Regions from separate parts of the Homo sapiens genome. Here region 2 is linked to region 1. A link is a contact called in ENCODE Hi-C or POLR2A ChIA-PET data. All regions are on one chromosome and are shown on one strand. Each heading gives the region's core, a stretch centred on a gene start or an enhancer-like site at or near the end of the contact. The rest is flanking DNA. Distances are from core to core; before and after follow the strand shown.

Region 1 (2,855 bases), core at 114-2,613:
GAATTTCCATAATGAATAGCAAAGATAGCACTATCAAATCTATAACAAGTGGATCACATATCTGATTGAATGTTTCTTTAACTCGACCAAAAGAAGTTGGCAAATCAGCACATTTTCACCCACACATCATTTAAAAATAAAGCAAAACAAGCACAATCAAATGTCAAATTCATTAATGGCCTTTTAGTCCAATCAGAAGGTAAAGATGCAGTTGACTTTGGTCTCTCACTCAGAGTTAAGGCATGTCTTTTGAACTTGTAAAAATGCATCAGTTGAGCTTGGCTGTCTCTTCCTGAATTTAAACACATTCAGTCAGATCCATAGCATAGGGATCAACCAAGTTTTCACCTATTAAGTCTTTCTTAAAGTCTGAAAGAAGCTTCAAGCAATTTTTATTTGCTTTCCATTGTATTATTTCTAGCCCAGACAGCTTTCTTGTTATCCATAAGACTTTCTGAGACTCTTTCAAAATTTGTATAATTGATTTTGAAACGTCACGGCAATAATGATTGTTCGATGATCAGTTTTATCATGCAAGAGACATAAATGTTTAGGCTCATTTGTGCTTCCATAACAGTAAAGCCCAGGTTTTAAATAAGCATCAAAGTACATCCTATACTTTTTAAATTGCTCATAGATTTTTACACTGATTCACCTGTTATGGTTTTGAAGACTCACCTTATTTATTTATTTATTTATTTATTTATTTATTTATTTATTTATTTTGAGATGGAGCCTCGCTTTGTTACCCAGGCTGGAGTGTAGTGGCGTGGTCTCAGCTCACTGCAACCTCTGCCTCCCGGGTTCAAGTGATTCTCCTGCCTTAGCCTCCTGAGTAGCTGGGATTACAGGTGCATGCCACCACGCCTGGCTAATTTTTGTATTTTTAGTAGAGACAGGGTTTCACCATATTGGCCAGGCTGGTCTCGAACTACTGACCTTGTGATCCATCCACCTGGGCCACCCAAAGTGCTGGGATTACAGGAGTGAGCCACTGCGCCGGCCAACTCACCTTATTTTTATACGAAGGTACCTAGAGGTAGTGAGCATTAATTCAGTTAGCATGAGCCGACGCTCATGTACACTTGCACACTGAGCTCAGGAGAGGCAGCAGGCGCCAAAGCCATGCCATGGCCATATAGCTTAGTCACACCCCAATTTATTTAGCTCATTTGGCCTCAAAGGGTCTGAGTCTTGATTTTCTCAGTAAGCATCAGTGTTCTCAGCTGGTCAGTGGTAAAAATAGCATCTAACCTGTGTAAAGAACTGTGGTTTGAATACCGGCCTTTTTAGAGAAAGTTGAAAGCTTGTGCTAGCCCATATCTGTATGTGATCTCAGCTAGGAGAAGGCGCTCATTAAAATTTTCAGGCAAAGAATCAAATGGTTGTTTGTTTTTGTGGAGAAAACTTAAGACCTGTGGCAAAAGTAAAGGCATAAATGGGTGAATGATTTCATTGTTGACCTTGATGATAAAAAGTGACTCACTAAGTTGCTTTTCACAACAACATTCTTTTCAAGACTGAAAGCTCTCAACACAAAGGCAAAAATAAATATTTTGAAATTGCATTTGATTTGATCTCAAGTAAAAAGAAGTTTGAGAGTCAGATAAAGACAGTTGATTATGGAGACCATGAGTCACTTAAAATTTTTTATCTACATCCAAAATTACATCATTGCTGGGAAAATAAGGAATAATGTTGCCAGTCATCTTTTATCATGGAAAAAGCCACTTTACCTATGTTCTCTGAGATGGTAAAAGAGCCCAAAGAGGCTCCTTCAAATCAGCATGTGATATGAGCAACTTGACCCCTTCACAAAGACACATTTGTTGAGTTTGCATCGACTGAATTTCAGTAGCCTGAAAACATTGTGTTACATTACCTTTTACATATAATTCTGGCATCTCCCCTGGGTAGTTACTGTGATATTTGTTAGACTGTTAAAACAAGAAGTTGTAGCTGTTATGTTAGTATAATCTGTGTTTATAAATATTAGAAGAGAAATTGCTTCTATGGTGAATGTCTTCTAATACGTCCTCTTCATGCCCCAGCTGGCTTCAGAACCCAGAAGTCCCAGCTCTCTGTCCTGCTGAAGCAGCCCACACTTTTCACTGCTCCGTTTTCTCTGTCACTTTTCCTGTGTTTTTCAGACTTGGACAAGCAGGTCACACAGCGATCACCTCCTCCTTGCAGTAGAGTGAAAAGAGCTCTTCTTGACCCAGGAGTTCTTTGCAAAGTGCTCTCTAAAGTCATTTTTGGCCCATTGGCCCTATTCCAAGTTATATGGTAGGTACATGATAAAAGTTCCTGTTGAATGCTCTTCATTGCTATGTTTTATGGGCTTTTCCATTCTGGGTACTTGGGCTCTCAATCCAGTTTTTGAAAAGTCTTCTTTCACTGTTGCACTCTCTTTGCCTTTGCTGGTTTTGGGTGTCTGGTATTTTTGGTCTGTGACACTTTTTTTCCTGGGTTTTCAGTAGGTGGTCATTTAAATAATTTCTAGGCTTTCTGTGCTTTTCCCTTTCTTTTTCCCCTCTTTTTCTTTTTAAAAATATCTTATCTTGTAACTCTTCCTTTACATATTTTTTGAACTAGTATCAAATTTCCCTTTTCTAAAATTGAATACCTAGGCAATGGATATCCTTGGTTTTTCCCTCTCCCTGTGGAGAGTGGAGTCAGGGTAGGGATGGGGTTGAACTGTGGTTCAGTTTGTATGTTTGTCTCCTGCACAGCTCATGTTGAAACTTAATCCCCAATGTGGCAGTATTGAGAGGCAGGGCCTTTAAGGCAATTTAAATACTGAGAGCTGATTGGATCATGAGGGCTATGCCCTTATGAATGGAATGGATTAATGG
Region 2 (2,855 bases), core at 188-2,687, 53 kb after region 1:
TGAGTAGTTGGGATTACAGACGCCCACCACCAGGCCCAGCTAATTTTTGAATTTTTAGTAGAGATAGGATTTCACCATGTTGACCAGGCTGATCTTGAACTCCTGATCTCAAGTGATCTGCCCGCCTTGGTCTCCCAAAGTGCTGAGACTACAGGCATGAGCCACTACACCCAGCCTTCTGCCTGGGATGTGGATGTGATTCCCAGAAGTGCAGCTGCCATCTTGCCACCATGAGGTAACCTAAGGGTGTCAGAGCAGAAGGATAAAAGGAGCTTACGTCCTTCATGGCAGTGTGGGACTATACTAGAGCTTGACTACTCACCAAATCTCACCTTGAAAGAACACACACTTTAAAATTTAAAACTCCAATTGTCTCTAAAATAAGAAAGAAAGAAAGAAAATAGGTTCAGGTGAGGAAGTATGGCAGAATGTTGATAATGATGAATCTGGGGAATGGACATATTGGTTCACTATACTTTTCTCTTTAATTCTGTGTGTGTGTGTTTGAAATTTTTCATGACAAAAATTTAAAAGAAAATTGAACTTCACCAAATTTCTTATCTTGATTATTATGTGAAGCTCCAGGTTCTAATCAAGCTCTTCCAAGGGCAGAGGACAATGATTTTCCTGTTGGCCAACTTTTCATTGGCTGCATCCCAATACCCCAGGCTTGCCTCAATATTCCTGCTGTGCTGCTGCCCCCTGCTGGCCTCTGCCATTTTGTGTGCCTGAAGATAAGCTTCCCCCCATGTCAGAGGGCTGTGAGCTCCCTCCACTGAAGAAGGTTTTTAAAGATTAGACTCTTGATTTTAGATGATGTTTAATAAATGAATGTCCCTTCTATTCCCAAATTCTTAATGCCTGATTTTTAAAAAGCATGATGGGCATGTGGGGAGATACAAGAGACACAGAAGCCTCTGCCTTTGCGGTTCATTTTGTAGGAATGAGGATTCATAAAATGTACCACCCCCCATTCTGTCTCAACTGATGCCCCATCCCTCCTTCCATTTTCATCCTTCCAATTTCTTCATTCTCTGTTTGATGGACATGTTATAGGAAATATGTTTCAGAAATACCATCTTTTTAGTTTTTATTTAATCTTAGATTTCCTGAGTGTGATGCTGGAGAAATATTTGTAAACAAAATACCTACTTCAGATGGACCAGAAGAGAGAAAGGACTGGTACAGGTTGCTGAAGACAACCTTGACTGTGTTTTTAAGGTGTGCCCACGTCTGCTAACCCCAGGGAACTATTGAACACAACATATTTGACTGGTTTGCTGATTTCCAGAACAGCCAATAGTAGTGTAACTGAGCAGAGAAACAATGCTGTTAGAAGGGGCACGGTGAGAGTGAGATCGGCCCTTCGGTTTGCGTGGGAGCTGGGTGAAGCTGGTGACTGCTGGCTTTCCCCCGCTTCCCTGACAACCTGCATGACTCAGCAGAGGCAGCCATAATCCTGCTAGGTACACTACTCTATTGACCTTGCAACATCACCCCCATACCCCACAGCAGCCACAGCAAGACCTGCCCAAGGAGAGTCTGATCTCAGACATGCTTAGCCCTGCCCCGACCTGATGGGCCTTTCCTATGCACCCTGGTAGCTGAAGACAAAGGGCATATACTCTTGGGAGTTTTAAGGCCCCGCCCACTGCCATTTTCTCTCAATACTACCACAGCTGATGCTTTCTGGAAAGCACCACCTCCTGGCAGTAGGCCAACCAGCACAAAAATAGAACATTAAACCACCAAAGCTGACAACCTCGTAGAGTCCATTTCACCCCCTGCCACCTCCATGGGAACAGGTACTGGTATCCACACTGAGAGACCCATAGATGATTCACATCACAGGACTATGTGCAGACAATCCCCAGTACCAGCCCAGAGCCGGGTAGACTTGCTAAGTGGCTAGACCCAGAAGAGAGATAACAATCACTGCAGCTTGGCTCACAGGAAGCCACATGCATAGGAAAAGAGGAAGAGTACTACATCAAGGCAACACCCCATGGGACAAAAGAATCTGAACAACAGCCCTCAGCCCTAAACCTTCTCTCTGACAGAGCCTACCCAAATAAGAAGGAACCAGAAAACCAACTCTGGTAATATGACAAAACAAGGCTCTTTAACACCCCCCAAAAATCACTCTTGCTCACCAGCAGTGGATCCAAACCAAGAAGAAGAAATCCCTGATTTACCTGAAAAACAATTCAGGAGGTTACTTATCAAGCAATCAGGGACGCACCAGAGAAAGGCAAAGCCCAATGCAAGGAAATACAAAAAACGATGCAAGAAGTGAAGGGAGAAATATTCAAGGAAATAGATAGCATAAAGAAAATCAACCAAAACTTCAGGAAATATTGGACACACCTATAGAAATCCAAAATGCTCTGGAAAGTCTCAGCAATGGAATTGAATAAGTAGAAAAAGAAATTCAGAGCTCGAAGACAAGGTCTTGGAATTAACCCAATCCAACAAAGACAAAGAAAAACAATAAGAAAATAAGAACAAAGCCTCCAAGAAGTCTGGGATTATGTTAAGGGAACAAACCTAAGAATAATCAGTGTTCCAGAGGAAGAAGAGAAATCTAAAAGTTTTGAAAACATATTTGGGGGAGTAATCGAGGAAAACTTCCCTGGCCTTGCTAGAGACCTAGACATGCAAATAAAAGAAGCACAAAGAACAGCTGGGAAATTCATCGCAAAACGATCATCATCTAGGCATATTGTCATCAGGTTATCTAAAGTTAAGACAAAGAAAATAATTTTAAGAGCTGTGAGACAAAAACACTCAGGTAACCTATAAAGGAAACCTATCAGATTAACAGCAGATTTCCCAGCAGAAACCCTGCAAAGCTA

Evidence for each region. A loop is a pair of places that touch in the nucleus more often than their neighbours do. ChIA-PET counts read pairs that join two places held with the same protein, here RNA polymerase II (POLR2A). Pooled maps may share reads with other maps.
Region 2: a map of PC-3 shows a loop between it and region 1 (3-fold over the local background). The contact joins two enhancer-like sites. A Hi-C loop is called at or near these places in 2 of 168 maps with a recorded cell type or tissue (IMR-90 and PC-3) and 3 of 50 pooled maps. POLR2A ChIA-PET finds 5 or more read pairs at or near these places in 1 of 52 experiments (activated naive CD4-positive, alpha-beta T cell).

Annotation. Positions count from the first base shown.
Region 1 is chr14:71,802,433-71,805,287 of GRCh38, forward strand. No RefSeq gene overlaps it. Among named protein-coding and RNA genes, the nearest start is that of RGS6, 130 kb to the right of the region's middle. Within about 2 kb of position 1,364, at least 4 of the 41 ENCODE cell types and tissues checked have a DNase peak (open chromatin) inside an H3K27ac peak, as active enhancers do.
Region 2 is chr14:71,854,899-71,857,753 of GRCh38, forward strand. No RefSeq gene overlaps it. Among named protein-coding and RNA genes, the nearest start is that of RGS6, 76 kb to the right of the region's middle. RefSeq lists an enhancer at 1,364-1,433. Within about 2 kb of position 1,438, at least 2 of the 41 ENCODE cell types and tissues checked have a DNase peak (open chromatin) inside an H3K27ac peak, as active enhancers do.